Linked DNA regions of Homo sapiens: region 2 is linked to region 1. Evidence: chromatin loops called from intact Hi-C (ENCODE). Cell type or tissue: left lung. All regions are shown on one strand. Links, peaks and the distances in the headings refer to the core of each region. The heading gives the core; the rest is flanking DNA. Region 1 holds the start of PSORS1C2 (psoriasis susceptibility 1 candidate 2). Region 2 has its middle 4.4 kb from the start of PSORS1C3.

Region 1 (5,483 bases), core at 215-5,214:
TCAAACTCCTGGCCACAAGCAATCCACCCGATTCGGCCTCCCGAAGTGCTGGTATTACAGGCATGAGCCACCTTGCCCAGCCCCTTGCACATTTTTAAGTCAACATTTAACATTTGTAATAATTTAATAGCATTCCAAAGGGTATGCTTTTCAAGGAATTGCAAATACATGTTAAAAATCACATCACTATTTATGTATTTATTTATTTATTTATTATTTTTGAGATGGAGTCTCACTCTGTCTCCCAGGCTGGAGTGCAGTGGTGCGATCTCGGCTCACTGCAACCTCTGCCTCCCAGGTTCAAGCAATTCTCATGCCCTAGCTTCCCGAGTAGCTGGGATGCCCAGCTAAGTTTTTTGTATTTTTAGTAGAGACAGAGTTTCACCATTGTCCAGGCTGGTCTTGAATTGCTGACCTCAAGTGATCTGCCTACCTCAGCCTCCCAAATGCTGGGATTACAGGCGTGAGCCACCATGCCTGGCCATGTCAGTTTTTAAAATTAAAAACAATTTGTTGTGCTCAGTCTGTCGGAGACTGCACGTCACTCTAAGTGTAGCAAATTGAATATAATGCCATAGAACTTTCATATCTGTTAGCATCCTTTTAAAAAATACGTGAACAAGCCCTTGAACAAGTGTTAGAAACAGTTATTCTATTTGTATTGCAATTATTGCAGTTAACCAAAACTAGGAATATTCACAAGGATTAAACATAAAAAGTTGGTCAGGCGCGGTGGCTCGTGCCTGTAATCTCAGCACTTTGGGAGGCCAAGATGGGCCGATCACTTGAGCTCCGGAGTTTGAGACAAGCCCGGGCAACACGGTAAAACCCCATCTCTAAAAACAAAACAAAACTAAACTAAACAAATACAAAAAATTAGTCAGGGGTGGTGCACCTGTAGTCTCAGCTACGCCAGAGGCTGAGATAGGAGGATTGCTTGAGCCCAGGAGGTTGAAGCTATACGAGCCATGATCGTGCCACTGCACTCCAGCCTGGATGACAGATGGAGACCCTGTCTCAAACAAACACACAAAAAGACATGAAAAGTAACTTATTGAAAATGCATCTCTTGGCCAGGCGTGGTGGTTTACACCTGTAATCCTAGCACTTTGGGAGGCCAGGGCAAGCAGATCCCATGAGATCAGGAATTCGAGACCAGCCTGGCCAACATGGCAAAATCCCATCTCTACTAAAAATAGAAAACTTATCTGGGTGTGGTGGCACACACCTGTAATCCCAGCTACTCGGGAGGTTGAGGCAGGAGAATCACTTGAATCCAGGAGGCGAAGGTTGCAGTGAGCTGATATCTGTCGTGCCACTGCACTCCAGCCTGGGCGACAGAGAGATAATACGTCTCAAAAAAAAAAAAAAAGAAAAGAAAGAAAATGAATCTCTTAATGAGATGGGAAAGGTTGATTTGTTTCCTATTGACCTTTGGCGGCTCTGGGAAGGGCACTCTGGTCAGGCCCAGGACAAGCAGGAGATTCATTCTAGCGGGGGGCACATATTAATCTGGAAACTGATTCCCTTAAAACTGGTCCTGCCGACACACCCCTGGGAAGGTTTGCATATACCACTAGGGGTATCCAAGCCATAGGCCATTAAACAGAGATGAAACTTGCCTTCCCATTCTTTAATATAGTGTTCTCAGAAAGGGAGAAATGTGGGCCTGAATGTTATTGTGACTTGCATAGTGACATTTCCAACCCTCCTCCTGCTAAGCCCCAGAGCCTTACATGCTGGACATGGGCAAGATAGGAACTCAAGTTACTTCCAGGTCTCCGTAAGTTTAGGACTGTGAAGAGGGCATCCTAATAGTCAAAAACATAAGTGTTGGCCGGGCACGGTGGCTCACGCCTGTAATCCCAGCCCTTTGGGAGGCCGAGGTGGGCAGATCACGATGTCAGGAGTTCGAGACCAGCCTGGCCAACATGGTGAAACCCCATCTCTACTAAAATACAAAAATTAGCCGGGCATGGTGGTGCGCACCTGTAATCCCAGCTACTCAGAAGGCTGAGGCAGGAGAATGGCTTGAACCCGGGAGGCGGAGGTTGCAGTGAGCCGAGATCGTGCCATTGCACTCCAGCCTGGGCATAGAGTGAGACTCCGTCTAAAAAAAAAAGAAAGAAAAAGAAGAAAGAGGCCGGGCGCTGTGGCTCACGCGTGTAATCCCAGCACTTTGGGAGGCCCAGGCGGGCAGATCACGAGGTCAGGAGATCGAGACCACTCTGGCTAACACGGTGAAACCCCGCCTCTACTAAAAAATACAAAAAATTAGCCTGGCGTGGTGGCGGGCGCCTGTAGTCCCAGCTACTCGGGAGGCTGAGGCAGAATAGCGTGAACCCGGGAGGCGGAGCTTGCAGTGAGCCGAGATCGTGCCACTGTACTCCAGCCTGGGCGACAGAGCGAGACTTCGTCTCAAAAAAAGAAAAAAACAAATAAATAAAAATAAATAAAAAAGACCCTAAGTGTTAGTTAAAGCAGCAGCCTAGATTCAGAATTAAGAAAACATGATTTTTATTTTTCCGTTTCATGGAAGCAGCAGCTGTCTACTGATAGTTCCTGCCGCCGGCCACCAGGTGGCAGAAGGGAACACAGTACCATAGCCCTGCCCCAGCGATCGCGCGGGCAGGAAGACCGGGTGGGAGGTAGGTGCGGCCGAGGCCTGGAGGCGAGGTAGGAGAGTAGGCTTAGGCTGTCAGAGGAAAAAACGGGCGATGTGAGGACTAAGTATGGATCTCAGGAGGGGACAGGAAATATTGAGAACACCACCTTACGGGTTCAGAATAAAACCGAGGGAATGAGGAAGAGGTTTAAGGAGACAGGCTAAATTGGGAAGAATTCACGGGGAATCAGAGGGTGGAGAGGGCGTGGGTGCCTGGAGATGCCTGGGAACAGAACGGCTGAGGGGACTCCATTATCTGTACTCTTCCCGGGGTGGGTCTAGGTCTGGCTCCTCCTGAGGTCGGTTGTCCACCTCAGGGGCAGGAGGCCAGGGGTTTTCTGGGGGCTGGGGTCCTGCCGGCCAAGGGTCGTCAGGCCGGGGAGGTTGAGGAGGATCCGTTCTAGGCGGTTCAGGGAGCCAGACTCCAGTTTCAGGCAGGTCTCTCCAGGGACGACTGGGGCGGGTAGGCGGAGGATCTTCAAAGAGAGGGGGTGCCCCTGGCCAAGGGTCACCGGGGACTGGGGGGCCCTGAGGCAATGTTGGGGAGCCTGCCTCCTCTCGGTCCTCTGCGGGTGGGTGAGAGGGGTGGCCCTCGCTGCCTGAGATGCCTGTAAAGGAGGAAGGAGAAAGGTAAGAGGTGGTGAGGGCTTCTCTCCCCAGCCCCACCCAGCCCCAGCCCCAGGAGGAGGAGCCTGTCTGGATGGACGCAGCCTGAACTGACCCACAAACAGACCAAAAAAGTCACTCTCAAAGAGCTCTCGGTAGGTTTGTAAATACTTAACTGATGGTAAAATGTCATGAACCCCTACCCCCGATGGATCTGAACCGTTCACTTGACCCACTTTAAACTGACCAGACTTCTCCAAATAAGCTCCATCCACCCCTGGTTGGGGTACCCCACTAGCTTTGTCCTCAGGCCAACCTGCAACCCAAAGTGGGTTACACCTTGGCCCCCAGGCACACAGACCCCAGCTTTACAAGGACCCCAGCTCCTTAACACAGATCCCAGCTCCGAGGAAACTCGTCCCCCCCACGTTAATCCTGACCGACTTTGCCACATGGAGCCAGCAAACCATTTCTGGTGAGAGCCAAATGCACCTTCTGCACCATGTCCCCCACCCAATGTGTCCAGAAAGCCATTTCTGGTGAGCCAGATGCACCTTCTGCGTCCCCTGAATTCCTGTCCCCAACCCCATGCGTCCAGTTCACCTCCGCCATCTTGAGTATCCCTCATCACCCCAAACTGCAGTCCCTGCCTCTGTTCCCACCTCACCTCTGGTGTGCAGGCAAAGGACCAGGATCCCCAGGAGCTTCCAGTTGAGGATCATGGCTATGTACTGGCCCCCAAAGCTGGGGTGGGCTGAGTCTGGGTGCCTGGGAACCCCAAGAGGCTTTATAGGGGAGGAGTGGAGGAGGGACCAGCCCAGTGGCACAGGAATACCATCAGAACAGAACTGGTCAAACCCGTTGGGAAGGCCTGGGCTGATGTGTCACCCCTGAAGGTGGCGTCCCTTATTTTAGTCCTCCAGCCCAGGACCCAGCTGCCTGCTCTCCCTATCATGACCCAGAGCCTGCGTCACCCCACCCTGGTTTTCACACCCTCCATCCACATCCTGGAGCAGTCAATACCCACTTGGCATCTCCGTAATCACAGAGATGTCCACCTTCATCCCTTGCAACTATTGGAAGCCAAAGAATGGGAGCAAACCACGCGATGGGCGTTGGGAAGCACCGTAATTACAGGGTTGGGAGGCAGGATGCCTGCGCTGAGGGAGGAGGTGCTTTTCAAACCTGGGATGCAGCTGGGACAGTGTCAGCTACTACCCCAGCCTCCCCACTCACCCCCGCACTGAAAGCTCCCCCTGGGGCTTCGTGCTTTCCTGGGCACTTCCCTTCCCCCATGGGATCCAGGCATCCTGCTCTCCACCATGTCCTTCTTCAGGCATGCAGGGGACCTCCAAGCAATGATATCCAAGGAATTCCATCTGGCAGCCACCCAGGATGACTGCAGAAAAGGAAGGACACAGGAGGATATCCTGGTTCCCTCTTCCCACCCAGAGCTGTTTGCATCAGTCCTGCCAATGGCTCCGGAAGAAGCTGCCAGGCTCCAGCAACCTCAGCCCCTTCCTCCTCCCTCAGGAATCCACCTATCCGCCTCTAGGACCTTGGCTCCAACTCTATTGTACTCGTCTCCTCCCTCCCATTCTCCTTTTGGTCTCAGCTCCTTGATCTAAGCCTCCCAGAGAGACCCCTAGAACGTTTCCCTCAAGGACCTTTCTGCCTGGAAGTCTGTTAGCCTTTCAGAAGTAACATGTCCAAAATAAAATTTGATTCCTCCCAGGTTGTTCCCTGCCTGGTCCGCTACCCCACAGTAAGGAACACCTTATTATGCAATGGCGTGATCTCATCTGTTCCCTCCAGGGCTCACCCAGAAACCTTCGTTACACTCCTCCACCATCCACCTGCAAGCCCCTCCACACCCTGTCCAAACCCAGCCCATCATCCTGAGCCACCATCTCCCCTGAGCCTCCCCAACACCCTTCTAATTGGCCCCCTTGCTCCCACTGTTTATCCCTCCCCCTCACACAAAGCCTGTCCTCCACCAGCAAAAGAGGTCTTAAAATATACATCACGCGGGCCTGGTGTGGTGGCTCGCGCCTGTAATCCCAGCACTTTGGGAGGCCGAAGCGGGCGGATCACCTGAGGTCGGGAGTTCAAGACCAGCCTGACCAACATGGAGAAACCCCGTCTCTACTAAAAATACAAAAATATTAGCCGGACATGGTGGCACATGCCTGTAATCCCAGCTACTCAAGAG
Region 2 (5,260 bases), core at 261-5,260, 53 kb after region 1:
TGCCCAGGCTAGAGTTCAGTGGTGTGATCTCGGCTCACTGCAAGCTCTGCTTCCCGGGTTCATGCCATTCTCCTGCCTCAGCCTCCCGAGTAGCTGGGATTATGGGTGCCTGCCACCACGCCTGGCTAATTTTTTTGTATTTTTAGTAGAGACGGGGTTTCACCATGTTAGCCAGGATGGTCTCGATCTCCTGACCTTGTGATCCGCCTGCCTCAGCCTCCCAAAGTGCTGGGATTACAGGCTTGAGCCACCGTGCCCGGTGTGCCCTGCTAATTTTTTGTATTTTTTTTTTTTGAGATAGAGTCTCGCTCTGTCGCCCAGGCTGGAGTGCAATGGTGTGATCTGGCTCACTGCAATCTCCACCTCTCGGGTTCAAGTGATTCTCCTGCCTCAGCCTCCCAGGTAGCTGGGACTACAGGCATGTGCCACTACGCCCAGCTAATTTCTTGTATTTTTAGTAGAGATGGGGTTTTACTGTGTTAGCCAGGATAGTCTCGATCTCCTGACCTCGTGGTCCACTGGTCCACCTGCCTTGGCCTCCCAAAGTACAGGAATTACAAGCGTGAGTCACCACACCCAGCCAATTTTTTGTATTTTTAATAGAGATGAGGTTGCACCATGTTGGCCAGGCTGGTCTTGAACTCCTGACCTCAGGTGATCCTTCCACCTCGGCCTCCTAAAATGCTGAGATTACAGGTGTGAGCCACCACACCTGGCACAATTATCTTATTTATTATCATTATTATTTTTGAGACGGAGTTTTGTTCTTGTTGCCCAGGCTGGAGTGCAATGGCACAATCTCAGCTCACCGCAACCTCTGCCTCCTGGGTTCAAGTGATTTTTCTGCCTCAGCCTCCTGAGTAGCTGGGATCACAAACCCCTGCCACCACCCTCGGCTAATTTTGTATTTTTGGTAGAGACAGGGTTTCTCCATGTGGGCCAGGCTAGTCTCAAACTCCTGACCTCAGGTGATCCGCCCACCTCGGCCTCCCAAAGTGCTGGGATTACAGGCATGAGCCACAGCCCCCGGCTACTTTTTATTATTAACATTAAAATATTTTTGTTTAATTAATTTATTTATTTTTAAAATTATTATTATTACTTTTTTTACTTTAAGTTCCAGGATACATGTGCAGAATGTGCAGGTTTGTTACATAAGTATACATGTGCCATGGTGATTTCTGCACCTATCAACCTGTCATCCAGGTTTTAAGCCCCGCCTGCATTGGGTATTTGTCCTAATGCTCTCCCTCCCTTTGTCCCCAACCCTATTTTATTTTTTTGAGACAGAGTCTCCCTCTATTGCTCAGGCTGGAGTGCAGTGGTGTGATCTCAGCTCACTGCAACTTCCACCTCCCAGGGTCAAGCGATTTTCCTCTCTCAGCCTCCTGAGTAGCTGGGACTACAGGTACACACCACACACCTGGATGATTTTTGTATTTGCTTGCAGAGACAGGGTTTCGCCAGGCTGGTCTCAAATTCCTGACCTCAAGTGATCCACCCACTTTGGCCTCCCAAAATGCTGGGATTACAGGCGTGAGACACCGTGCCCAGCAAAAATATTTTTATTTTAAAATTTATTAAATTTATTAAAATTTTATTTTAAAATTTCACCATTTACAAAAAGTGAAATGATCAGATCTTTAGCAAATCCATCAATGAATTTTGACAAGTACATGTCACCCACACCCCTGTCAAGATATAGAAAGTTCTCTTTGCCCTCTTTGATTCTGCCCTACCCCTGAGTAGCCATGGATCTGATGACTATCACTATAGAGCAGTTTTTCCTAATTTTTTTTTTTTTTTGAGATGGAGTCTCACTCTGCCACCCAGGCTGGAGTGCAATGGCACGATCTCGGCTCACTGCAACCTCTGCCTCCTGGGTTCAAGAGATTCTCCTGCCTCAGCCTCCTGAGTAGCTGGGAGTACAGGTGTGAGCCACCATGACTGGCTAATTTTGTACTTCCAGTAGAGATGGGGTTTCGCTATGTTCACCAGGCTGGTCTCAAACTCCTGACCTCAGGTGATCCACCCGCCTCGGCCTCCCAAAGTGCTGGGATTACAGGTGTGAGCCACTGTGCTGGGCTGCCTGTTTTAAAACTTCCTATAAATGCATGCATAGGTATGGCCTCTTTTGTGTCTGGCTTTTTGTATTTGGCATAATATCTATGTAATCCATCCATGTTGTTGCACCTATCAGTAGTTCATTCTTTCTTTAAAAAAAATTTTTTTTTTTAAATTTTGAGACAGTCTCACTGTCTTAGGCTGCAGTGCAGTGGTGAGATCTCAGGTCACTGCAACCTCCACCTCCCAGGTACAAGCATTTCTTCTGCCTCAGCCCCCTGAGTAGCTGGAACTACAGGTGTGTGCACCACCACGCCTGGCTAATTTTTGTATTTTTAGTACAGATGGGATTTCCCAGCTACTCCAGAGGCTGAGGCAGGAGAATCACTTGAACCCAGAAGGCAGAGGTTGCAGTAAGCCGAGATCGCACCACTGCACTCTAGCCTGGGCGGCAAGAGTGAAACTCTGTCTCAAAAAAAAGCCAGGTGTTGTGGCTCACACCTGTGGTCCCAGCTAGTGGGGAGCCCAAGAGTTCAAGCCTTCAGTGAGTGGTAGTCATACTAGTATACCCCAGCCTGGGTGACAGAGTGAAACCTTGTCTCAGAAAGAAAAAAAAAACAAGATGAAGGAAAGCATATGTAGTTTGCTAAAATTTATGTGGAAAGAGGGAAATTATATGTATATACACACACACTTATATTTGCTTGCATATGCATAAAACGTCTAAGTTTGTTTGGTTTTTTTGGGACAGAATCTGACTGTCACCCAGGCTGGAGTGCAATGGTGCAATCTCAGCTCACTGCAACCTCCGCCTCCCGGGTTCAAGTGATTCTTCTGCCTCAGCCTCCCAAGTAGCTGGATTACAGCCTTCTGCCACCATGCCCACTAATGTTTTGTATTTTTAGTAGAGACAGGGTTTTGCCATGTTTTCCAGGCTAGTCTCGAACTCCTTACCTCAGGTGATCCGCCCGCCTCGGCCTCCCAAAGTGCTGGAATTACAGGCGTGGGCCACCAAGCCCGAACAAATGTCTTAAGTTTGTTTTCTTTCTTTCTTTAATTAATTAATTTATTTATTTATTTTTCGAGACGGAGTCTTGCTCTTGTCGCCCAGGCTGGAGTGCAATGGCAAGATCTCGGCTCACTGCAACCTCTGCCTCCCGGGTTCAAGTGATTCTCCTGCCTCAGCCTCCCAAGTAGCTGGGATTACAGATGCCCACCACCACACCCGACTAATTTTTGTATTTTTAGTAGAGACGGGGGTTTCATCATGTTGGCCAGGCTGGTCTCGAACTCTTGACCTTGTAATCCACCTGCTTCGGCCTCCCAAAGTGCTGGGATTACAGGCTTGAGCCACTGCACCCGGCCAAGACAGAGACTTTTTGCCTTTTGAACCTTTTGAATTTTTAACCAAGTGAAAACACAAAAGGTAATTCCAAGGAGGAAAAAAACCCAAAAAACTCATAGTGAAAATTTAAGAAAAAAACTCAGCCTGATAGAATTCTCTTACCTTCATTAAGAGAAAACAAAAATTGTAGCTGGGGCCAGGCGCGGTGGCTCACGCCTGTAATCCCAGCACTTTGCGAGGCAGAGGCAAGCGGATCACGAGGTCAGGAGATGGAGACCATCCTGGCTAACACGGTGAAACCCTGTCTCTACTAAAAATACAAAAAATTAGCCAGGTGTGGTGGCGGGCACCTATAGTCCCAGCTACTCAGGAGGCTGAGGCAGGAGAATGGCGTAAACCCGGGAGGCAGAGCTTGCAGTGAGCCAAGATCGTGCCACTGCACTCCAGCCTGGGTGACAGAGCGAGACTCCATCTCAAAAAAAAAAAAAAATTGTCTAAAAATTATATCACTCCTTTTTTTTTTTTTTTTTTTGAGATGGAGTCTTGCTGTGTTGGCCAGGCTGGAGTGCAGTGATGCAATCTTGGCTCACTGCAACCTCTGCCTTAAGAGCTCAAGCAATTCTCTTGCCTCCTGAGTAGCAGGGACTACAGTTGCATGCCACCATGCCCAGCTAATTTTTGTATTTCTAGTAGAGATGGGGTTGCACCATGTTGACTAGGCTGGTCTTGAACTCCTGACCTCAAGCGATCCACCGTGGCCCACCCTCAGCCTTTCAAATTTCTGGCATTACAGGCATGAGCCACTGCTCCCAGCCAAACCGCAGTCTTTACAAGGGATTCTTTTTTTTTTTTTTTTCTGATGGAGTTTTGCTGTTGTTGCCCAGGCTGGAATGCAAGGATGCAATCTTGGCTCACTGCAACCTCTGCCTTCCATGTTCAAGTGATTCTCCTGCTTCAGCCTCCCCAGTAGCTGAGATTACTGGTGCATGCTACCACACCCGGCTAATTTTTAGTAGAGATGGGGTTTCACCATGTTGGCCCGGCTGGTCTCGAACTCCTGACCTCAGATGATCCACCCTCCGCGGTCTCCCAAAGTGCTGTGATTACAGGTGTGAGCCACCATGCCTGGCCTTTACAAGGGATTCTAATGGTCTAATGCGACAGTTGTGGCTTCAGTGAGCTCAGGGTGCCCTCTGGTGTCCATGTGGGCCCAAGGATGTGATATTTAGAAAAAACACTTGTAATTCTGGGGGACATGTAATTGAAGCCACTTGCCAACTTTTCAAGATTCTTATTTATTTATTTATTTTTTTTTTTGGAGACAGAGTCTCGCTCTGTTGCCCCATCTGGAGTGCAGTGGTGCAATCTTCTCGGTTCACTGCAACCTCCGCCTCCCTGGTTCAAGCGATTCTCTGCCTCAGCCTCTGGAGTAGCTGGGACTACAGGTGCATGCCACCATGCCTGGCTACTTTTTGTATTTTTTGCAGAGACAGGGTTTCACCATGTTGGCCAAGGTGGTCTGGAACTCCTGGCCTCAAGTGATCCATTGGCCTTGGTCTCCCAAAGTGCTGGGATTACAGGTGTGAGCCACCATGCCCGGCCTTTTTATTTTATTTTATTTTATTTGAAACAGAGTCTCACTTTTTTGCCCAGGCTGGAATGTTGGTGGCCTGATCTCTGCTCACTGTAACCTCCACCTCCCGGGCTCCAGCGATCCTCCCACCTCAGCCTCCCAAGTGGCTGGGATTACAGGCGTGCGCAACCAAAGATTCTCATTCTTAGCCCATTCTGTTATCCCTATGAGTCTGCTAATAGTTGTCATACTAGGTCACCCTGTATTTGGATCAGAAG

The links. A loop is a pair of places that touch in the nucleus more often than their neighbours do. Peaks named below come from ENCODE experiments on the same cell type or tissue, not always from the same donor. Only the 100,000 strongest peaks of a DNase experiment are listed, where the experiment ranks them.
Region 2: a loop joins it to region 1, with 9 times the contacts of the local background. A loop is called at or near these places in 106 of 110 quality-filtered maps.

Annotation. Positions count from the first base shown.
Region 1 is chr6:31,135,034-31,140,516 of GRCh38, forward strand. PSORS1C1 (psoriasis susceptibility 1 candidate 1) reads left to right here. Exons shown (of 6, transcript NM_014068.3): 4 at 3,397-3,426; 5 at 3,623-3,746; 6 at 4,608-5,059. The coding sequence ends at 4,899. PSORS1C2 (psoriasis susceptibility 1 candidate 2) reads right to left here and starts at 4,033. Exons shown (of 2, transcript NM_014069.3): 1 at 3,939-4,033; 2 at 2,501-3,273. The coding sequence starts at 3,993. The coding sequence ends at 2,918. RefSeq lists an enhancer at 2,553-3,533. In left lung, for the core only: CTCF peaks have their summits at 2,561 (motif pointing right) and 2,763; a DNase peak (open chromatin) is centred at 2,608.
Region 2 is chr6:31,188,112-31,193,371 of GRCh38, forward strand. No RefSeq gene overlaps it. Among named protein-coding and RNA genes, the nearest start is that of PSORS1C3, 4.4 kb to the left of the region's middle. RefSeq lists an enhancer at 2,280-2,781. In left lung, for the core only: no CTCF peak of the experiment used is centred there; no DNase peak of the experiment used is centred there.